3 separate regions of the Mus musculus genome follow, and all the other regions are linked to region 2. Evidence: chromatin loops called from intact Hi-C (ENCODE). Cell type or tissue: heart. All regions are shown on one strand.

Region 1 (8,000 bases), 53 kb after region 2:
GAATGTAGCAACAAAATGCCATCGTGTCTTTATTACATTTTCGTGTGTGTGTGTGTGTGTGTGTGTGTGTGTGTGTGTGTGTGTGTGTGTGTGTGTACCACTGAGCTGTCTCCCCTCCCCCCTTTTTAAAATTCAAAAGAGAGTCCCACTTAGTTGCATGTGGAGTGGAGAAAGCCCTGACTGAATAAAGATCTGAGTAATGTGTGCTGTTGACATCCCAGCTGAGACCCACGGGAAACCACGGGAAATGGCAATAACGTTGTGGCTAAGAGGGAAATAACAAAACCTTCTCTTCAGGTCCATGCGTGGATATTGGCAGTGTGTGCAGAAAAATGCCCACCATAGCTTCCTCACCCATCTATGCATGGCCTCTGTTCTCCCCTATAAAGACTGCATCTTCTGAATTAGCTTTGACCTGTCTCCTTGGACCAACTGATTACCGTAGACCCTGCCTCCTTGTTTGCATTTATATAATAACTTGAGTCCATGTTCAGCTGTATGCATGAATCCTGCCTCTCTGTTCAGCTCTGTATAATAAACATACTGTACTTCCAGGGTGCTGTGGCTTCTCCATCAGAGAGAGGAGGCCAGTTCCCAGCTTTTCTGTGTGACTTCTCCCCATTCCCTTGCCTCCACAGTCAAGTCCATCCCTGGAGCCATGCTGGATACAGCAAATTGGCTTAGACCCGCTTTGAACTTATTCTGTATCTCAGTCATGTCTTAACTTTATGTTAGATCACAGATGCCGTGTGTGTGTGTGTGTGTGTGTGTGTGTCTGTCTGTCTGTCTGTCTGTCTGTCTGTCTGTCTGTGTATTCAGCTGTGCACATTAAGTGTGAGTACTCTGGAGGTTAGAGGTATCAGATCTCCTGGAGCTAGAATTACAGGCAGGTGTAAATTATGAGATGTGCATGCTGGGAACTGAAGCAGGTCCTTGTAACCACCAAGTCCTCTTCCAGCCTTCTGTGGTTTTTTGAGAGAGGGTCTCACTGTGTAGCACTAGCTGATCTGGAACTCATGGCCTAAACGTATAGAGATCTGCCTGCATTTGCCTCCCAAGTGCTGGGATTAAAGATATGAGGCACTATACCGGGATTTTATTGATTTATTTATTTTATTTTTATGTATCTGGGTGTTTTTCCTGCCAAAAAAAGTCTATGTGACACTTCTGTACCTAGTGCTTGTGAAAGTCATAAGAGGGTGTGGGAACCCCTGAAACTCGAGTTACAGTTGTGGCCCTCCATGTGGCTGCTGAAAATTGACCTCAGGTCCTTTGGAAGAATAATCAATGTTGGTTTTTTGTTGTTGTTGTTGGTTTTTTTTTTTTTGTTTTTTTTTTTGGTTTTTGTTTTTTGAGACATGGTTTCTCTGGGCAGTCCTGGCTGTCCTGGAACTCACTCTGTAGACCAGGTTGGCCTTGAACTCAGAAATCTGCCTGCCTCTGCCTCCCAAGTGCTGGGATTAAAGGTGTGCGCCACCACTGCCTAGCCTAACCAGCATTTCTTAAGAGACAACAAAAATTCATAGCTTTGTTCAGTATTTCTATTCAGACCTTAAATAATAATAGCTACACAATAGAAGGAGAAATCAAACTCCCAAAGGTATCCTCTAACCTCCACACATATACTTGCACATGTGTGTGCACTTGAGCACGCACGTGTGCATGCATGTGCACACACACATTCACACTAGATAGATGTAATGGGTTTTTTTTGGTTTTGTTATGTTTTGTTTTACGAGACAGGGTTTCTCTGTGTAGCCCTGGCTGTCCTGAAAGTCACTCACGGTGATAGATGTAATGTTAAAGATTTTTTTTAAATCTATAAATGACAGATAATGGAATTAATGGATGCAACTTTAGATATGCCAATAAGGGAAAATAGTTTTTTTTTTTTAAAGATTTATTTATTTATTATATGTAAGTACACTGTAGCTGTCTTCAGACACTCCAGAAGAGGGCATCAGATTTCATTACGGATGGTTGTGAGCCACCATGTGGTTGCTGGGATTTGAACTTGAGACCTTCAGAAGAGCAGTCGATGCTCTTAACCACTGAGCCATCTCGCCAGCCCCCAGGAAAGTAGTTAACTCAATCAGAACAAAGAATCTATGAAAGTGCCGGGCGTGGTGGCGCACGCCTTTAATCCCAGCACTTGGGAGGCAGAGGCAGGTGGATTTCTGAGTTCGAGGCCAGCCTGGTCTACAAAGTGAGTTCCAGGACAGCCAGGGCTATACAGAGAAACCCTGTCTCGAAAAACCAAAAAAAAAAAAAAAAAAAAAGAATCTATGAAAGTACTATAAGGGAGACATGTAGTTTAAAAATCTATGAAAAGACCAGGGTGAGGTAGTGCACACCTTTAATGCCAGTGGCAGCAGGTGGCACAGCCCACATTCCAGAGGTAGCCAGAGTCTGTCTTTTTTTTTTTTTAAGATTTATTTATTATTATATCTAAGTACACTGTAGCTGTCTTCAGATGCACCAGAAGAGGGTGTCAGGTCTCATTACAGATGGTTGTGAGCTACCATGTGGTTGCTGGGAATTGAACTCAGGACCTTCGGAAGAGCAGTCGGTGCTCTTAACCACTGAGCCATCTCTCCAGCTCCTTGAGATCCTGTCTTAAATTTTTTTTTTTTTTTTTTTTTGGTTTTTCGAGACCGGGTTTCTCTGTGTAACCTTGGCTGTCCTGGAATTCACTGTGTAGACCTCAAACTCAGATTCGCCTGCTCCGTCAGACCCCACCTCTATCTAATCTATCTATCTATCTATCTATCTATCTATCTATCTATCTATCTATCTATCTATCTATCATCCATTCAGGGTATCTCTATTGTGGCTGTCCTGGAACTCCCTATGTAGACCAGGCTAACCTGGCACTCAGAGCTCTGTCTGCAGAAATTGAGGGCATGAGCCACCACAGCCAATTGTAAATACAGTTTCTCAACAAAACAGCCTCACAAACTGCCTCCCAGGGTTTCTTTTCTTTTTCAAGACTTATTTACTTATTATAAGTACATTGTAGCTGACTTCAGACACACCATAAGAGGGCATCAGATCTCATTACAGATGACTGTGAGCCACCATGCACGTGGTTGCTGGGATTTGAACTCAGGACCTTCAGAAGAGCAGTCAGTGCTCTTAACCGCTGAGCCATCTCTCCAGCCCAAGAGTTTCTAATAGTACGATGTGCTTTATGCTAACTTCGCATTTAAGTTTTAGTTGTTCTCTATTCTCTTCAGTTTTTATCCTGAGCCTCAATATTGGACGCTGACGCTGAAATCATGTAATAAGTCAAAGTAACGCTGGTGTTGGCCAGACAACGGGAACGTCAGCGGTTGTGAGATTGACTGACACAATGGAGCGGGGAATGGAACTCTGCCCCTCTGGAAGAGCAGCCGGGGCTCTTAACTGCTCTCCAGCCGCTGAATGTTTTAAAGAAGCAGGATGGTTGTGTAAGTTTAATTGAATACTGGTTATTGCCTCACAACGGCACGTTTCTTATGACTTAGCAGTATTTAATCTTGATCTTTAGGACAAGGCGGTGCCGGCAGAAAAGTTGGTTTCCCTTTTGTGATCAAGTAGGAGTTTGTGTGCCTGTGTGTGTGGGGGTGGTGGTGGGGTGCTTTCTTCGTGTGTTTATCTGTATCTATCTATCTTTACACAACTCTATATCCCCATCAAACTTTAACTCGGTGATCTTAGCAATCATTAATGGTTCCCAAGAAAGCCGCTTGGTCACTGTGACCTTGTAAATGTTCTCAAGTTATTATTCTGTCTACATTTATTACAGGGTACTCTACCAGAAGGAAAAATCTGCCTTCTTCCTTGATGATCTTGAACCCACGTTCCTTCTATCTCCCAAGTCATATTACTTTTTATTTATTTTTTATTTTTTTATTTTTTATTTTTTGGTGTTTTCGAGACAGGGTTTCTCTGTGTAGCCCTGGCTGTCCTGGAACTCACTCTGTAGACCAGCCTGGCCTCAAACTCAGAAATCTGCCTGCCTCTGCCTCCTGAGTGCTGGGATTAAAGGCGTGCGCCACCACTGCCTGGCTACTTCTTAAACAGAAAATAAAACAAGACAAAACAAAACAAAAAAGCCTCAACAGACTGTATAGCATTCTGATTCGTAATATCCAGCTTGGAGTGTGGGGCTTAGGGGCCCTGTGTTCCTCATTTCTTAGCCGTGGGGCTCCCAGCCTGGTGCTTATATGAACTACACATTGTTCTCGGGGATCTTGGCCGGTTTAGTTGGCAGCTCCATCTCAGTCCGTTCTTTAAGCTTCCTCTATGGATCACAAAAAATCATTTCGGCCACTCCACTCATTATTCCAGCCTTTTTTTCTTCTTCATTTTACGAGTACCAAGTGCCCTGAAAGCGGAAAGTAGGTTAAGGCCTGCAGGAATCCGAGAAGCTGGGGGTGGGGAAACAAAACCTGCACGTTCTCGCCCTCGGTCCACGCGCTGCGGGGCGGGGACAGGGGCCCTCGGGCGCGGTGCTTAGTCACGGCGACGCTGCACCCCGCTCCCGGCGCGCACTTCCGCGCATGGCGCTGCTGCCCCGGGCGCTGGGCGTGGGCGCGGCCCCGAGCCTGCGGCGGGCAGCGCGCGCGCTCACCTGCGCCATGGCGAGTCCCGGCGAGCCGCAGCCCCCGGCCCCGGACACCTCTTCCTTCGACTACCTGGTGATCGGCGGCGGCTCCGGCGGGCTGGCCAGCGCGCGGCGGGCGGCGGAGCTCGGCGCCAGGGCCGCGGTGGTGGAGAGTCACAAGCTGGGTGGCACTTGCGTGAGTACCGGGGCCCTCGGGCCGCGCCGGCTGCGCGCTTTCTCCCGGCCTCTGAGCGCGGCGCCCGGGGTGCTTCCCCACTCCCAGGCCCGGGATCCCAAGAAGTGGCGGGAAAAAGGGTAACGCCGCCGATCCCGCCACTCTGCACAGGTGCAATGCTGAAGCCAAAAAAACTCCAGCCAAGCTTAGCTGCCCAGCGTGCAACTCCATGCGGGGGAGTATGGCATCCGGCGCTGGAGCTGGGAAACACGAAACTCTCTGGGAAACTGCTAGTGGCGTGGGCGAGGGGAGCAGTGGAGGGTTCTGGCGTGGAGGAGTGTGTGTGTGCGTGCGTGGGTCGGGTCTGATCTATTTCAAGGGCAAAGTGCTAGGTAACAGTAGTTCTTAACTTTGGCTGCGCAAAGGAACCCCCTGGAGAGTTGAAGTTCTGCTGTTTCCCGCTCCCTGTTCTGCTGTTTCCAAGGCTCCCGACCGTACGTGGAGATGCGGCGCGGGGGTTAGCAAGCTCAGAAACACGCAGTTGATCCCAACTGCAGCCAAGCCTGAGAACTACAAGCTGCCTCCAAAGAGAAACCTTAAGGGGTTTCTCAGAGCTTTGTGATACCGTTTGTGGATTGTTTGGGGACAGGTTTACAAATTAAAAAGGAAGGAAGGAAGAAAGAAGGAAAGAGAGAAAGGTGGTAAATCTTACGATTGAAAGTCTCGTTCCCACGTTAGTGTGGCTCTTCCTATCACAAGATCAAGGCAGAGTTTTTGTTAGTGATTGAAAATGCTGAACCTCAAAAGTCACCCGGGACTGGGGATAGGTTCTCTAATGCCTTTGAATGCGTTTAGATTATACTAAATTGGGAACTCCTTAGGGGCATGGGCGGGTTCCTATGCTTGTGTACTGCTTGTTACCTTAAAATACCTTGCTCAACAGCTATTTGTGAAATGAATGAAGCTAGAGATGAGAAGCTGTGAGCATGCTCAAGCCACGGTTGGAAATGAATGGGTGTGTGGTGGTTCACGCCTTTAATCCCAACACTTGGGAGGCAGAGGCCAGCCTGGTCTACAGAGTGACTTCCAGGAAGCTAGACGTTTGTTTTCCTCCCCACTTGTCACATCACCACGGATTTGTGACATCTACTGTCATTGTTGGTTCTACTGACATTAATCAAGAAGGGGCTGGCCCGGATTTGATATTTGAGTTGGAGGCCAGCCTTGTCTATAGAGCAAGTTCTAGGACAGCCAGGGCTACACAGAGAAATCCTGTCTCGGGGCTTAAAAATAAGGTGAAGACAAACATCTTCGGAGCAAGCAAAGGACAGCGCAGAGTGACATTTTCTATCAGTGGTCCACCTGACCGTGTGTGCCCAGTGCTTTCGTTCGTTCCCAGTTCATCATTCTGTAGCCACGGCCATTTCCACCAAAGCATCAGTGTGTGTCTTTGAAATGTCCTTTTCTGTTTCAGTCGCATAACTTTGGGGACCTCCACAAAGTAGCTTTTGGCTTTGAATTACAAAGCAGGGAAGGGGGCTGCAGCCAGTATGAGGGAAAATGTAACCCAAAGGTAGAAGCGGGGATAGATTTGCCCAAGGATTGCAGTAATGTGGTCTGCCCAGAGTTGGAAGAGTGAACTTACTACAGGAAGTAATTTGCATGTGCAGGGAAATCAGAGGCTTTCTGAAGCGGATCCTTTTATTTCTTCATGTTTGGGGTTCTTAGAAGAATCTAACAGAAGGAAGGAGGTGGATAGAAATATTTCCCTACAGAGGTTCCTTTAAGGAACTTGCAGTATAATGGGGAGACCAAATACAGTCAGCCAAAAAGTGGGGTTGGTCTGTCCGTCTGTCTTCTTGTTTAAGTGCTTATTTGTATGAGTGCTTGCATGAATATCTGCACCACATGCATGCCTAGTGCCTACAGAGGCCAGAAGAGGATGGCATGGGATCCTGGAGCTGGAGTTAAAGACAGTTGTTAGCTGCCATGTGGGTACTGGGAATCCAACCCAGGTTCCCAGGAACAGTGGCCAGCGCTCTAACCACTGAGCTGTCTCCGCAGCCCAAGACTGTCTTAATTCTTGCAGGTGATGAATGGCTGCTCAGAGTAAAGTAGTAGTTCAGATTAATGTTGCTTCTCACTTCCGTTACTGAGGGCTGATTGCTGAGTTCAAGGCCAGCCTGACCTATAATACGAGCTCTGTTCCTACACATAAAAGAACTTCCTCTGGCAATGTTATTTCCCCGTAGTAGGGTTATATTTATTTTTATTTAGTTGTTCACTGAGTCTTATTGGAAATCTATGCATCAGGGGCTTTGTTTTTTCAAGGCTGGAGAGGTGGCACTTGGCTGCTCTTGCAGGTGACTGGGGTTCAGTTCCCAGTAACCAACCACATGGTGTCTCATAACTGTCTTTAATTCCAGTTCTGGGTGATCCAGTGCCTTCTTTTAACTTCCTCAGGCATTGGGCACACTCATGGTACACATATATACTTGCAGGCAAAACACACATACGTGTGTGTGTGTGTGTGTGTGTGTGTGTGTGTGTGTGTGTGTGTGTGTAATGAAAGTAAATCTTTTTCATTGCATAGATGTCTATGTGTGTGTGTGTTGAAGGCTGGTGTGCGTGTGTGAGTGTCGGTGTCCACAGAGGCTAGAGTCAGCTAGGATTACAGGCAGTTGTGAGCTGTCCAACCTGGCTTCTGGCTTCTGTATTCTGTGCTCTTTAGCAAGAGCAGTACATGTCCAAAACTGTTGAGGCATCTCTCCAGCAAGTTCTCTTCCCCATATGTTTATAGATTCTGGACGGTCACTGCAGCCAGCAGAACAGATAAAAATCCCAGTTTTGGGGAGCAGGCATTTTAGTTATCATTTTACTTTCTAAAATTTCCGTTACTATTTTTGTGATGAATACAGAAAAATATGTTGTGGAAACTGGTGGTGGTGAGCTGTGTGTGTGTGTTTGTGTGTGTGTAAATGTTTTGAATCATTGCTAATAAAGCTGGAATTTACTACAAAAACGAGTAATAAATAGAAGTAGTTATATGCAATCCTGGCTGGCCTAGAACTCCATATATAGATTAGATCTGCCTGGTCCTGCCTCCCAAGTGCTGGGATTGTGGGATTGACCGTATTTAGGGTGGCCTTAAAAGCACTATGTAGCTAAGGGTGACCTTGAACTTCTGATCTTCCTGTGTCTACCTCCCAGGTTTTTGGATTACAGACACACATCATT
Region 2 (8,000 bases):
ACCAACCACATGGTGACTCACAACCATCTGTAATAAGATCTGATGCCCTCTTCTGGTGTGTCTGAAGACAGCCACAGTGTACTCATATATATATAATAAATATTTAAAAAAAAAAAGAAAGAAAAGAAAGACAATCTGGTACATAGATAAAATGGTGTGCATAAAAATATAATTGCTAGTAAAAGTATAAAATCCACAGCTTGTTTGTTGTTTGTTTTGGGTTTTGTTTTGTTTTTGAAACAGGGTTTCTCTATGTAACAGCCCTGGCTGTCTTTGAATTTGTATACCAGGTTGGCCTCAAATTCTCAGAGATCCGCCTGCCTCTACCTCCTGAGAGCTGGCACTAAAGGCATGCACCACCATGGCCGGCAGCTGTTTTAACTGTGTGGAGGTTCACTGAGATGTATAACTCCATCTGGATAATCTCACAGCATGTGCTTTTGTTTTGTTTTGTTTTGTTTTTTATTTGCAAGGTCTTTACAATAAAGATTCAATTAATTAAATAATAATGTGTGAGCCCTATGGTGGGAAAATAATAGTGTGTGAGCCCTATGGTGGCGCGCGCCTTTAATCCCAGCACTTGGGAGGCAAAGGCAGATGGATTTCTGAGTCTAGGACAGCCTGGTCTACAGAGTGAGTTCCAGGACAGCCAGGGCTACACAGAGAAACCCTGTCTCGAAAATAAATAAATAAAAAAAATAATAAAAAATTAGTGTGTGAAATACTAAAAACCTATATCAAAGCAGTCTGTAAACCTAAGGAAACAAAAGATAATGTAAGGTGTTATAATTTGTTGGCTATTTGCACTCATTTTAATTACTGTCTATTCATTAATTTGATTGATGTCTTTCATATCATTTGCTCTTTATGTTTTCCTTTTTTTTTTTTTTTTTTTTGCTTTTTGTTTTTGTTTTATTTCAAGACAGGGTTTCTCTGTGTAGCCCTGGCTGTCCTGGAACTCACTCTATAGACCAGGTTTGGGTCTTGAATTCAGAGAACCACCTGCCTCTGCCTCCCAAGGGCTGGGGTTAAAGGCATAATTTCTGTATGTGCAAGTTCTTTACAATAAAGTTTCAATTAATAAGCAAAAATAATACAGTATGAAATACTAGAAACATAAAGCAGTCTGTAAGTCTAAGGAAGTGAAAAGCATTGTGTTGTTATGATCTGTTGGCCATTGCACTCATTTGACTACAGTCCATTAACTTAACTAATGTCACATTCATACCATTTGCCATTTTTGATGGAAGTGTTTAGTTAACTTTGTTTAGTTCATTATATATTCTAATTATCAATCCTTTGTCAGATACATGAATGTGGGGTGTATGTGTGGTTTTTGGGTATCAAACACAATGTTCCTGCTATTCGCCCCACACTGAGAAGGCTAGGCTGACTCCATAACAGGCTTCAAATCAGCAGATCAGGACTGGGCAAGTCCAGGTAAGTCCAGGCCCCAGATGCTGCCCCGCCACCTGGCCTGAGGCAAGGGCAATGAATGGTTCAGCAGCAGTTTCCAGACCTCCCCAGCAAGTTTCCAGCCCCCACACCCCAGACGGGAATGGCTCACTTTGTTGTCCCTGTATCTTGGTAATGGGAGACCCCAGCATGCTTGACTTCTGTAAAATAAAACACTCTGCATTTACATACTTGAGTCCTGGGTGTCATTCTTCGGTGGATCATGGACCCTTTACAACACCACATCCCACGCCTGTGTCCGTCCTCATCTGTCAGATGGAGGGAGTGTTCACTGTATGGCGCTGTTGGAGTGAGAAGAAAGATGCAAAGCACATAGACTGTACAAAGTACTCTAAAAAGGGTCTTGGTTTCCTAGATGCCATGTGCAAAGTCGTCCCAACATTGTGTGGCAAGAGGGGCACTTCAGCTCAAGTGAGGGCCGTCAGGACAGCAGAGGATGCTATGCTAATGACTTATACAGGGCCCAGTTTCCCCGGAACCTACTGATGCTCAGTTCTTGGGGATGCTTTCCCTTTCCTAACAGACTATAACTTCTTCCCTGACCTCTGAACATTCTTTTTCTACTCTCTACTCCTCGCACCTTGTAGCTCCACTATGGAACATGCCTGCTTTCTGAGGCCTTACCTCAAAAGGTGTGATTTCCTCTCTTCCTCTTCTTCATCTCCCTCTTGGTCAAAATTGCCAAGATCTGCAGCCCTGCCTGTTGTTCTCTTAAACTCTGACAAACGGGTCCTTGAGCTTCCTTCTATTTACCAAAGCTTTCGTTAATAAGACAGAGAACGCACTCAAGGGAATCCTGAGTTCCCCAGGCATAGCCACACTTCACAGAGAAGGCATTTAGATGTGGAGGGGCATGCTGCTAACCTCAGCAACTCACAAAGCTGAGGCAAGACACTGCAGGTACCAGTGCAGCTTGTGGCACACAGTGAAAACTGCCTCGGGGTGGCAAGTGTGGGGGACCAAATTCCTGCCTCCTCTATAGCACTACTTAGTAAAACACTTTAGTCTCTCTTACTTACTGCCGATATTCACTCATAACTTATAAAGTCAGCTCCCAACCCTTGCACTGTAGTAGTGTTGCTGTACCACTGGGCAGCTGCTTTTCCCACTCCATCGTTGAGAGAGGTGTGGTAGGTAGCAGTGCCTGTAATCCCAGAATTTGGAAAGTGGAGACAGGAGGATTAGGAGTTCAAGGTCATCCTCAACTCCAGAGCAGGGAGCCAGCCTGGAATAAAAGAAACCTTGTCTTAAAATAAACAAGGTCTGCAGAGATGGCTGGGGGGCAGCGTACTTTGCCTACAAGCCTGAGTGTGATGCCCAGAGCCCACCTAAAACTGGAGATCATCTACTTCACAAAGTCCATGTACTCACACAACTGACAAGATTTTGTGCTTACTTATTTCAACTAATGACAAATCTGCAGCTAGAGGCAGTTTGGGGATTGCTTCAAGCTGAGAAATTGACAAAACCAACTCAGGAACCATGACGCTGTTGAGCACTTGCGAACAGCAGAAGCAGCCGTACATGTTTCAGACCCAGGAAATAGGGTCTGTGAGCACAGCTTTAAAGGTCTCGGTATCTAGCCCCTGTTATATAAAGATCACTAATTACAGCCAAGGCATCATAGTAGTCACAACAAAGAATGATAAGATGGAATGGCCACAGAAAAATTTAAAAATCATTTCATGGTTTAAAGAGATTAGCTGAGGTTAGGATAAACACAGCTTGGTGGTAGTGGTGCACACCTTTAACCCCAGCAGTTGGGAGGCAGAGGCAAGTGGATCTCTGAGTTCGAAGTCAGCCTGGTCAACAGAATGAGTTCCAGGACAGCCAAGGCTACACTGAGAAACCCTGTGTTGAAAAAAACCAAGAGAAGAAGAAAGAAGAAAGAAGGAAGAGGAGGGGAAGGAGAGGGGGAGGGGGGGGGGGAGGAGGAGGAGGAGGAGGAGGAGGAGGAGGAGGAGGAGGAGGAGGAGGAGAAGAAGAAGAAGAAGAAGAAGAAGAAGAAGAAGAAGAAGAAGAAGAAGAAGAAGAAGAAGAAGAAGAAGAAGAAGAAGAAGAAGAAGAAGAAGAAGAAGAAGAAGAAGAAGAAGAAAGAAAGAAAGAATGAAGAATGTGTGCTACTCTTACAGATGCCCTAAATTTGGTTTCTAGCACCATATACCACCAACTCCAGCTCCTGGAGAGCCAATACTCTCTTCTGTCCTCCCAAGGCACCTGTACACACGTGACATAAACGTAAATACATCCTTTGTTAAAAGTTATCTTTCTGATATAGACAGAAAGGGTCTGAGATTCAAGGCTACGCAATGAATTACTGCTAAGAGTAGAAATTTACTCAATAAATATTTAGTGCATGCTCTAGGGTAGTGAAAGGTTGAGGGAAAAGCCCAACAGTCTCAATGCCCTGTGCGGAGAGAGGTCCAAGGCGAGAACCGGATTCCCCAAGGGCAGAGTGGGCAGGAGGACCGGGGGAAGGATGCAAGGGGACCGTTTCTCCGCCGGGCCGCGCGAGGGCGCTGCTCCCCTCCTCGTGCGCCGGGCCCGGCGGCGCCGCCCACTCGCCTTTTCCCGGCGGAAATGCCGGGGCGATGACGGAAACCCGGAGGGAGGGAAGAGAAAGAGCGAGAGGGCCGTGGCCAGAGCGCGGAGAGGCCTGCGGGTGGCAGCGGGCGGGCGGGCGCCGTCGGGCCGGAGCCGAGCCGAGCTGCGCCGCGCTCTGCGCTCCGAGCCGTAAGCCCTTCGCCGCGCCCCAGGCGCGTGGCCGGGGCCGGGCGGGGCGGGCGCTCCCGGAGGCCGGGGCCCGCGGCTGCCCGCTGGGCTTGGGCGGGGCGCGGGCTGCGCGCTCCGCGGCTCGGTGGTCCCGCCGGGGGCCGGCGGCGGGGGAGGCGGCGGGGACGCGCGGCTCGCCGCCATGGACGACAAGGCGTTCACCAAGGAGCTGGACCAGTGGGTGGAGCAGCTGAACGAGTGTAAGCAGCTGAACGAGAACCAAGTGCGGACGCTGTGCGAGAAGGTAGGCGGCCCGCCGCGGAGGCGCGCGCAGGGGTCGGGGGGGGAAACGGGCCCTGGCCCCCGGCTGGAGTAGGGGACGGGGTGCGGGACCCCACCCCACGCCCCGAAAACCAGGCTGCTGCAGTCCCCGGGCTCCACGGACAACTGCCCTGAAAGTCGTTAACACCGAGCGGTGGTTAGTGTGGCGTCGATCGCTCGCAGGTGATCCACGGAGTGCAAGGAGCTTTTGTTTGCACACTAGTGGGCGTGATGGCAGGCCGAGCCTTCTCCCAGCCTGGGTTTGGCGGAGGCAGATGACTGAAGGCTGGTCTGGGCGGCCGAGTGGCTATGGAGAGGGACGTCTTTTTCAGGAAGAAGACAGCAGGTGCTGAATTTGGAAACGGTGCTTACTGGCAACGTTAACTGGGATAGGTGCTATTTAGAACCGGCCACGTTACAGAAAGTTACTTCCTTTTTTTTTTTTTTAACCCTGTGTATCCCTCCCGACCCCACGCTATAGCTTGCAGGTAATGGATTAGGTAATCCCTTTTTGATCGTGTCTTCTCAGCTTTCAGACATGTGTGTGTATCTATTGGTTTATTAACCGCTAGGTTTTTGGGTTTTTTTTTTTTTTTTTTTTTTTTGCTTATATCATCTTATTTAGAGTCTTTTTTTTTTTCATTCCTCTTTTTTATTGTGGGCTAACTCGCTTCCCCATGTTCAAGAGCCCTGCGAGAGAGTAACGGAGCTAAGTATTCAAGTCAGAGTCTACATTTTTTTCCCCAGAAGTTAGGATCCTACCAAAGGATTTTGTTTATCCGTCTGATAACAGGCACTCCTTACTTGGGGTGGGGAGTGATAGATGGCTCTTGGTGCGCTTTTCAAGTTGACCAGGGCCTTTGTGGGTTGAATAAGTACTTAGCACAGGAGAGTTTCTTTCTTCTAGTAGAGCCGTGAAGAAAAGGGTGTTTCCCTCAGAAACTGTTTGTGTATCGTCTCAGTTAGCTTTTATTTATCTTGTGTGATAACCTGTAATTTCGTTAAGTCTTAAAGGTAACCTTTTAGGTGATCTCTCTCAAGCTGGAGCACCACTGGGCTGTCCAGTTTGGAAATTGAGTCAGTCAACCTTATTGTAGTTGTGACATCCAACCTATAAACCAAGAGGTGGCGAATCCGGCTAGGTGTTTCCATTTGACTTTCTGATAATTTTAGGATCCACTCTTACAGAAGGTTGTACCATGGCTTTGAAGTATCACACTGAAGTCTTAAACTCTTAGGAAGGTTTGTGAGTCTTTTAAAGTTTTTTTTTTTTTAAACTCCACTTCTAAGTAAACTGGATTACCAGTTATCCCGTGTTTTTGAGCTTACATCCTAGGCTGTGGGTCTCTTTTCTTTGCTTATCTCCACAAATTCAGTGTCACCCACTGCTTTGTCCTCTAGCCCAGAGGATGGAGTTGCCAGTGGGAGAAATAGCTGGCTTCCTGGCCTGTGCATGACCCTGGTATGCCCATGCGGGTATGTGCCTACGGGTGCATGTGTCCCTGTTTTCTTCCACCTGGTGGTCTGGTCCCATTTTATAATAGGTTTGAAGATTTATTCATTTTTAATCGTATGTCTGTGTGATTAGTGTTGAATGAAACCTGGGGAAGCCAGCCTTGTCAGATTCCCTGGAGCTGTCTGGGACAGTGGTGGTGAGCCACCTGCTGTGGGGTCTGGTCACTTGAAAAAGTAGCACAGGTTCTTAGCTGCTGAGCCGGCTCCATCCCCCCTATTTAAGTTCAGCCAGTCAGAATTCACTGCTGCCCCACAGCGAGCTAGCTGCCCGTCTGCACATGGGATGCTTCTCTGTGAGGCAGGGGTGACGATACACAATCTGCTGGGTGGGAAGTATCAGGAGCTGAGCACATACAATCCTGATGGAGGCGACTGTTACATGAGAAATGAGTTCTGGTCTGTCTCGGTTGTCACTCTTGCTTTAGTGGGACTTCTGGGGACTGTAGTTCAATGGAGACTTTGGGTCCGTTGGCCGTGTGTTTCCTGTTATCTTCAGCACACACGTTACCAGGTTTACAGCAACGCTGTAAAGCGACGTCCTTACTTCCCACTTGGTCTTGAGAATAAATACTCTGCCCTTCCTGAGCTAGAAAGCCTCGTAGGAAGGTTGTAACAGAGACAAGCGGTCTACAGTCACCCGCTTTCATTCCTTTTAGCTAGTTTTCTTAAAGGTTTTGTTTTTAATGTATTTGTATGGGTGTATGCGCATATGTGTGTGTTTGGGCATATGCACGTGTGCACATTGATTTTGTATGATGTGTTTGTGAGTGCACATGGGGAGGTCAAAAAAACAGCTTGTGGAGAATGCCACTTTTATGTGGGCTATGGGGATCACATTTTAGTCTTCAGGCTTGAGCATCAAGCACCGTTAGCTGCTGAGCCATTTCTCGGGATAAAAGAGAGTTAATATTTACCTTTTTAAAAAAAGAGAGAGCGTGAGCGAGCACTCCTCACTGTGTAGTCTTAGCTCCCTAGAACTTTGTAGATCAGGTTGACCTCAAACTCTGCCTGCCTCTGCCTCCTAGGTGCTGATATAAAAGGCATGTTCCACCATGCTTAGCCCACCCAATTTTTTTTTTTTTTTTTTTGGTTTTTCAAGACAGGGTTTCTCTGTGTAGCCCTGGCTGTCCTAGAACTCACTCTGTAGACCAGGCTGGCCTCAAACTCAGAAATCCTCCTGCCTCTGCCTCCCAAGTGCTGGGATTAAAGGCGTGTGCCACCACTGCCCGGCTGCTGGCCCAATTTTCTAATAATGTGACTTTTAGATTTTGTTTGCCATACCACTCTATAGAAAGCGACATTGTAATGAGATAGTTGTCCCCCAGACATTAAATTCCTGCTCTGATTTAGCTCAGCAGCTGAGGCAGCTGAAATCAAGGTGGGTATGGAAAAGGCCCTGGCCTGGGGTCGTGGCGGTGAACCTTATGGAAGTATCAGTGGGGAACGACTGCCAAAGTTCCTGCACAAGAGACTTGTCTGGCTTCTGAAGTGAGTTTATGTCACTGTAGAATTGTTGGCCTAGGACTGTGAGGCCTGCCTTCTGAAACCACAGGCTTGATACACTCCCCTCTGTTAGCATCCGGATTCAAAGCTAATTGTGACCTGGCTCCTTTGAACATAAATACTGCTTCCTGCTGTGGCATGGTACACGACACTTTTAAAGATGGTGTGCCGCACTGCCTGTCTGGCCTGTCCAGGACAGTCTGTGACTAGAACTATATTTATCTCTCGTCTTGGGAAAACTTTAAAAAAAGATTGACCTGTTAAGATTTTATTCTATAACTGAAGACGGTTTGTGATGATGAGCTATGGGGGAGTCGGGAGGTCTTAGGAGGATGAGGGTGGGGAGGGTTTGGGGGTGGGGGGGCTTGCGTTTGGGGGCTAGGCTGCTTTCTTTGTTGACAGATATCCATTTTAGTCTTTAGTCAGAAAATCTGGGGCTTGTGTAAGAATATGTGCAAATTCTAGGCCATTAA
Region 3 (8,000 bases), 500 kb after region 2:
TGATCTCACAACCAAGGTGCCAAAGATGGAGGATAGTAATACTGGGAAAGATGGATTCACACCGTCAGAAACTCCCACACGTCCTGTGTAAGTGTCAGACAAATCAGCCCTTTTATCACAGCTAAATATTTTCCCACACAAATTCCATACGTTGTTGCTACAAATTAGGTAAAAGCTTAAATTTCTTGCCAAAATTTTATCTAGAAAAATTTATACATGCTTTCGAAAATATCCTGGGTATTGTAGCTCAGTGCACAAAGGTATACATTAACAGTTTCTCACATTGTTCTCTTTAAAGTTTACAAATTGCTACAAGGATCCCATACTTGTGAATATAATTCTGGATGCTTCCCATGTGGAATATGGCAAAACAGAGTTAAATTCACATACAGACATCAAAAGAAATCCAACCAAAACAGTAGTAGGTATGGTAAGCACAACACAGGGATGTTGGATGGGATCAGGAAACCATTACAGGTTTGCTGATGGATCCAAGTATCCCACTGGGAGATCACCAGACCCAGGGCTGGTGTGTGTGTGTGTGTGTGTGTTTTTCTCAGTGTTTTCTGGTTTGGTTTCTGTGTCTCTCATGTACTTAATGCTAACCAGGCCTCAAACCTCCCCCTTCTCTTGCTCAGAAAGAATACTCGTTCCTGAGCTAAGCTGTAAGAGGCTCCTGGGCAGCGGCCGATGTTGGGAAACCTTCCCCGTGCCGTCCAGTTTGGAGCACAGTCTTACTCACGCATTTATGATGAGGGCCTGCTCTTCTATCAGGTTTCCTTCACCGATGATTATTGGCCCGGCCTCCGCGATAATTCGTGCTTTAGGGTGGATCACCGTCCTCGGGCCTGTGCAGCAGAGCAGGGGAGAGGAGATGATCAGGGCAGGCTGCACTTCCAGCAGGAGGTGGGAGGTGAGGGAGGTGGGGGAAGCTTGGGGAGGAACCTTTTCTAAGGCCGTGCCAGGCACCGTGCTGAGTACCGTACAGGTACTATCTCCGGCTGTTATCAGCAGCAGTTAGTGCCAGACCTACAGCCGAGGGAAGTGAAAGGGCACACATGGCAGAGCGGACAGCTCAGCCTCCATCCAACCGCCTGTGACCTCAGAGTGTGGAGACAGTGTGTGGTACGTGGGCAGAGATAACACTAATTCTTGTCCTTGCTTTCAGACGGGCCTGACACTGCTTATAACGCAGCGAGCGCTTCTATGTGATTAAGAAAAACAGGTGCACAGAAGTCAGGAAACACAGAGTCCGCCCGCCTTCAGCCTCTTTGTATCATCTGAGTGTGTGTAGCAACTGCAAGCAGGCAGGGCATGATAAGCACAGTTCTCATACCTAAGGGGAGGGAGGCAAGAGGAGCCAGAGGTGGGTGCTGAGCCGTGACACTGACCTGAGACAGCTCAGTCTCAATCTAAGGGCACAAGGAGGACAGCTTCTGAGAACTGGGTGGCTCTGGAGGAAGTGGCCACACGCCCACCTCCCACTGATGAGAAAACACCTTCCTCCACCCACACACCCACCTACTCTTATCGTAGGATTGAAGCTATTTTTTCTTTCTGTTTTTGTTTTGTTTTCTAAAGAAGGATCCCACTCTATCTCCTGCTGTTGGACTCTGCCTAGCCCGAGTGCTGGGTCACTCAACGCTATTTTTATTTGTACACAGTGATGAGAAGTAACTCCCTCAGAAAGGAAGGTGGACGGAAGGATCAAGGGGGCAGAGGTGTCACTTTCCAGGATTCTGTGTTATAAACTGTTAATCTGTGGTATATAAACAGTCACTATCTGCTTATAAAAGGCAAGATGCAACACTCTATGTTAAAGGGCAACAGAGGAATAAACAGACTGCAGGAGCGGGAGCGGGAGCAGGAGCAGCTCAGTTGGTGAGCGTGAGCATAGGTGGTGTGTGCAAGGCCCTGCATGGGATTCCTAGTGCCAACGTCTCTTACACACACACACACACACACACACACACACACACACACACACACACACGCCCCGAACACAGAACACAGGCTATCTCTGCCCCTTTGAAGTTGTCCTGACAACTGGGATTACTTAGTGCACCAACTCCCACCCAATTCTATGAAACAGATACGCGTAGCCATAGTTAAACTGCTTAATGTTCCTGACGGATCGATCACATGTACATACCCGCCCAAGAGCTATCTGGATTCTCGAATGAAACACACACACACCAGGTAATTTTAATATGCCTTGACTAGCTTAATGACTGGGCAGTTCTTATCCTTCCTGCTGCTAGCAAACACCCCCCTCTGGTATTTCTGTGTTGAAATCTTTTAAAACCTATATTTCATCTCTGCTACCCCAAACACAATTGGGGAAGTGGCTCATGTGGCCACTCTCCCTGATTCTCACGTGTCCAGGCCTTTAGGTCTGGTCTTTCTTCTTCCCTGTCATAGCCATCTTTGTTCTTTGTTTTCTCCTAGCCCACACAACTCTAAAAGTCTTACCTCAGTCTACCTGCCAAGCTTGGCCATTGGTTCTTTACTGATCAGTCAAAAACCAATTGGGGACAAGGACCTTCAGCGTTTGGACACACAGATTCACAATTAGAACCAATCCCCAACAGATCCGAAGCCTCCAAGGTGAGCAGCGGGGCTCTGGATGGGCTCTCAGTGCAGCTCATTCTTTTCCTGAGATAAAGAACCAAGGGAACTGATAAAGAGAGTAGGGGCCCAAAACAGGGCATGGAGTCCCAAAGCACACAGGCGTATGAGACTGTACAAGTAGCCTTGCTATTTGGGAGAGAATATTCTCAATACACCCACCCCACCCCCACATATATGTATAGTATAGATACATGCCCACACACAAATAGTATAAAATAAATAAACAATCACGACTAAAAATTAAAATAAAGCAAGCACAGAATGGTGGGGCCTGTCTGTGAGTCCTACTCCTTACGGGCCTGACTGTCTAAGTGCAGGGAAAAGCTACTACAGACTAAACACTGTGGCATACTTGAGACCTATAAACACCAGCACATACAAAATCAGTAAGAAGCTTGAAAATAAAACTCGGAGAAAAGCATTCGAACACTTTATGGCTACAGCGCATCTCACATTTCATCAATACACTGTCATTTACCTACCTCATTCCTCAGCATGGCCACTTAGGCATCACAGGCTCCAGGTGCTCAGCAATGCCATCACCAGTCCTGGGTTCTTCTGAGATAACAAGTTCTACACCCTCCAGTGGTAAAAGCCCAAGGAGACCTACAGCTCACTCAATACGGATTTCTATTTTGTTTCAAAATACTCCAAGGGCCACAGTCTAAGTTAGGGTCTTTGTAATTAGAGCCCCAGCCTGTACCCATCCTAGTCTAGAAAGTCTAGACTCTGGTCTCTATCACATATAGGCAATGTGTGTGCTTATGTTCTCTCAAGGGCTGTTTCCACATCTGTAACAGGACGGGAAACGTGGGTTACAAGAAACACTGTTTGAAAGAGATGTCACAGGATCTGACCTGCAGTTCTGAAGGAGAGATTCAGGGGCTGACAGGACAGCCCAGCAAGGAAAGCCACTGCTGCCAAGCTTAGTGAACCAAATTCTATCCCCGAGACCCACACGCTGGAACCCACTCCTGACCCTGACCCCTGACCATGCTCTTGGATGCACACAATATATACAGGAAGACATTAAAAACGACAAGGTTACTGTGTCACGAAGAGCTCAGAATTCCTGAAAACTGAGCAAAGTGGGTAGTTTAGGCCTGAGGACAGAGCAGGGCCTGCTTTCTCCTTTCCTCAGGTGTCATGGTAACAGCTTTTAACTACAGGAGAGCCTTCTGCTTGGTAAGGGATTAAGTGGGACATGGAGATCATTGGAGCCATGACAGGCAGCAGACCTCTGGTCAGAGCTGGGTAAGCAGCCAGAGGCACCAGGCCTCCTGCTGACCCTTAAGTTGGAGCTGTGACAAGCACAATTTGTGAGAAGCCCACCTAAGGATGTATTCTGAAGACTAGGAGCCCCTGGCACTGGTGGCCTGTCTTTCTTTTTTAACATTCCTCTTCCGTGTACCTCTGAAAACAAATGACAATGCTACTTTTTCTTTAAAAATCCATGACAAAGGGCTCCCTGGAGACACTTGCTGAGTTCTATAACGTCACAGATGGTGGATGCTTGAGTGGCACCTGAGGTTGTCCCTGGCCTTGACGTGTGTGCGCACACACACACACACACACACATACCACCCTTCTATTTACAAAACACAGTTTGGCATTGTGGTGCCACCTGCAATCCCAACACTTAGGCGGGGGAAAGAAGATCTGAAGTTCAAGGCCATCCTGGACTTCACAACCAGTTGGAGGCTAGCCTGGGCTACATGACACTCTGTCTCAAAACAAACAAACAAACAAAAACCATAAAAACCAAAAACAAAACAAGTAAAATGAAACAAAGTTATTACATAACAAAATCAAATCAGAATGAGTATTTTTTTGAGTAAGGGTCTCTCTATGTAGTCCTGGCTGCCCCAAATTCAGAGGTGCATCTGCCTCTGACTCTCTGTTGCCCGGCATCTGAACAGTTTAAGCGGATGTTTTCTTGCTGTCATTATTATTTGTTAATCGTGAGTTACTAATAGAACTGGTAACTGGAGAACTGAGTATAAATGTCAGGGATGCTCTCTTGGAGCTAGCACATGGACAGCTTAGGTGAGGCCTTTGGTTTTGACACTACTGCCACCTGCTGGCATCCTGCCCCAACTGCAGGTTGTGGCCCACAGGGACTGAAATAGAGAGGGAAGCCAATCTGCTTTGAGTTGAGAGATGAAAGCAAGTTGGGGAGGCAGTGGGAGGGGGTGCGCAAGAAACTGCACAGCCCCTCGAGTGAGGCTAGCACAGAGCACATGTGACAGCTAAGAGTGTGGTGTGGAGAACAGGAAGAAGGCACAGCTGTGTGCAGTTTCACACTGCAGGCCTGGGACAGGGGGCCTGGCCTTCCGGGCAGCCTTAGCGGCGGGCGGCATGACACCTACCAGACAATCTCCTCCTGGGTGCCACAAACCTTCTACCTAGAACGAGTCTGACTTAGGCCATGTGTAGGGGTCTTAAAGCTAAAATGCTCTTTAAAAACAAGTCCCCATGCCAAGTCCCCTTTCCCACTTGACTCCGCGTGGACCTTCTTGGCGCGGCTCCTGGCAGGGCGGTTTGTATACTTTCTTACTGAGTGTGCTGAAAGCCTCTCTGCCTTATCTCCTTGTTTGGACAAATGTGTCTGGAGTCAGAGCTCCCTTAACTGGCGTATGAGTTATTTTTCTAAACCGCTGGCTGGGCTTCCAGAGCCCTGCCAAGAGGACATTCCTGCATCATGCCTCTTTCCCCTCATTTGGTAAAGGGCGCTCTTCACCTTTGCAAGCTCTGCATACATTTTCATATGTCAACAAATAAACCCAAGCTCTTTCTTTTTAAAATTACACCACTCCCTTGACCCCAGCAGAGGCTCTGGGTTGGGGTGAGCTCTGCTGGTGAGAAGTTCAAGGCCACCCTGGACTTCACAGGGTCAGGTGGGAGTGTCCCACTGTGCCCGGGCTGCTCCTCTTGTGCCATGGGGGTCTGTCCTCACAAGCTCGTGGGCCGGGGCTCCCCTGGGGCCTTCCTCACGTTACATGCCAGCCAACTCTCAGAGGGAGGATTTACAGAAAGTACTTTGTAACAGTCTAATAGAAAACAAGTCTGATCCTATGAAAATGAGCAGGACTCAGTCTGAGCACCTTCCAGTGGCGGTGTGCCTCCCCAGGGCTGGACTTCTATGATTTACCCCCTGCAACAGCCCCTCTGTCACAGCCCCACCCACACACCCCCATTCTGAGACAGTAGGATGTAGGCAGCCCTGACAGAACACACACCTGGCTTCATACTTCTAGTCAGCCTCACTGTTAGAACAAATAAATCAATTTCTAGAAAACCACAGATCCAGTGTAAGGTTCAAATAACTTGAAACACAGGAAAAGAAAACCCTGCCCTCTTCAAACTAATAAAAGTGTAAAAAGATGGGCAGTCCTTAGATTGAGCACCCACACACACTTCTTGGAGCACTCACACACTCCTGTGGAGCACCTCACACACTTCTGTGGAGTACCCACCCACACTTCTTGGAGCACTCACACACTCCTGTGGAGCACCTCACACACTTCTGTGGAGTACCCACCCACACTTCTTGGAGCACTCACATACTTCTGTAGAGCACCTCACACATTTCTGTGGAACACCCACACACACTTCTTGGAGCACTCACACCCTTCTGTGGAGCACTCACACACTTCTATGGAGCACCCACATACACTTCTGTGGAGCACTCACACACTCCTGTGGAGCACCTCACACATTTCTGTGGAGCACCCACACACACTTCTTGGAGCACTCACACTCCTGTGGAGCACTTCACACATTTCTGTGAAGCACCCACACACACTTCTTGGAGCACTCACACCCTTCTGTGGAACACTCACACACTTCGATGGAGCACCCACATACACTTCTGTGGAGCACTCACACACTTCTTGGAGCACCTCACACACTCCTGTGGAGCACCTCACATACTTCTGTGGAGCACACACGTCTGTGGGGCACCCCATACACTTCTGTTTACTGCTCCCCAACTCTCTGGGGAGTAGTTTATCAAGTTCCAACTGCCAACTGCATAGACAACAGGAATGATTTACAACTATTACTCCAGGAACCCGAGCAAAACCAAAGAAAAGCTTGACATGGAAAAGCAAGACATGGTCGGAGAGCTGGAACCAGGTAACTTGGCTCTGATTAAACTTTATAATAGTGTTTATAAAGGAGGAGGGTTTACATCCGAGGTGTTATTTCAGAAAAATAAATACTTGCCAAAAAGTGAAGATATTTTATGCTAAGTGCAACAGTGACAGAAATAATTATCTAAGCCCAAAGTCTGGGAAAAACCACTTCTTTATATACACAATTAAAGAAGCATAAAGTTTGGGGTTAGGAGAGATAAACACTTACAACAATCATAAGATAAAAACGGGGAGACAAACACCGCATAACTGCATCCCTCTCCTGCATCTTTTCCTTGCTTGTTTATTTTTAAAGATTTATTTATTTTTATTTATATGAGTACACTGCTGCTGTCTTCAGTCACACCAGAAGGGGGCATTGGATCCCATTACAGATGGTTGTGAGCCATCATGTGGTTGCTGGGAATTGAACCCAGGACCTCTGGAAGAGCAGTCAGTGCTCTTAACCGCTGAGCCATCTCTCCAGCCCCCTTCCTTGCTTTTAAAATGAAACTGTTTCTAAGATAAATGTAAGCATGTTCACTGCATGCTTAGTGCATATCTGATGCCGAGCATCACTATATGTGTATAGGAAATACACACACACACACACACACACACACACACACACACACACACACACACTATGCATAAAGCAAGCCACTCTGTCGATAAACAGCAAATCATTCCAGCTTTTTTTCCCTAAAGATTTTCTCTATCACTTCTGAGGGAGTAGGTGTGAACATAACCAAAACATGTTCTATGAAATTCTCAAAGGATTAGTAAAACAATTTTTTAACCACTTCATAAGGCTGGGCACGGTAGCACATGCCTTTAATCCTAGCACATAGGAGGTAGGAGTTATATAGTGAGACTGTATGTTATAAATCTATCACAAAAAACTCTTTAATGGCATACCATTACAGATTTAATATTCTAGCTGTATAGTATCAGCTAGTGGTCAAATGCCAGACTGAAAGTGCATGTGGGGGCTGGAGAGATGGCTCAGTGATTAAGAACACTGGCTGTTCTTCCACAGGTTCAATTCCCAGCACCCACACGGCCGCTCACAGCTATTGATAACTCCAGTTGTAGGGAAGCTGGGAGCTCTCCTTTGCCCTCAGCTAGTACTATGCGCATTTGAAACACATAGATACATACATGCAGGCAAAAACACCCATACACGTGAAAAAAATGAAATTATTAAAATAATAAACTAAATACTATCTTTGC

Evidence for each region. A loop is a pair of places that touch in the nucleus more often than their neighbours do. Peaks named below come from ENCODE experiments on the same cell type or tissue, not always from the same donor. Only the 100,000 strongest peaks of a DNase experiment are listed, where the experiment ranks them.
Region 1: a loop joins it to region 2, with 4 times the contacts of the local background. A loop is called at or near these places in 10 of 42 quality-filtered maps.
Region 3: it touches region 2 in a loop (2.4-fold over the local background); 2 of 42 quality-filtered maps call a loop at or near these places.

The regions. Positions count from the first base shown.
Region 1 is chr8:33,648,996-33,656,995 of GRCm38, forward strand. Gsr (glutathione reductase) reads left to right here and starts at 4,243. Exons shown (of 13, transcript NM_010344.4): 1 at 4,243-4,784. The coding sequence starts at 4,545. Gm33433 (a long non-coding RNA gene) reads left to right here. Exons shown (of 3, transcript XR_870309.3): 3 at 3,237-3,881. In heart, no CTCF peak of the experiment used is centred here; a DNase peak (open chromatin) is centred at 4,516; H3K4me3 peaks cover 2,202 bases; H3K27ac peaks cover 1,738 bases.
Region 2 is chr8:33,595,527-33,603,526 of GRCm38, forward strand. It overlaps Ppp2cb (protein phosphatase 2 (formerly 2A), catalytic subunit, beta isoform), which reads left to right and starts at 4,095. Exons shown (of 7, transcript NM_017374.3): 1 at 4,095-4,492. The coding sequence starts at 4,391. In heart, CTCF peaks have their summits at 3,960, 4,738 and 6,391; DNase peaks (open chromatin) are centred at 4,025 and 4,515; H3K4me3 peaks cover 3,187 bases; H3K27ac peaks cover 1,981 bases.
Region 3 is chr8:34,096,447-34,104,446 of GRCm38, forward strand. Dctn6 (dynactin 6) reads right to left here. Exons shown (of 7, transcript NM_011722.4): 3 at 743-848. Among named protein-coding and RNA genes, the nearest start is that of Dctn6, 8.3 kb to the right of the region's middle. In heart, a CTCF peak has its summit at 4,721 (motif pointing left); DNase peaks (open chromatin) are centred at 947, 4,765, 5,205 and 5,575; H3K4me3 peaks cover 1,357 bases; H3K27ac peaks cover 5,228 bases.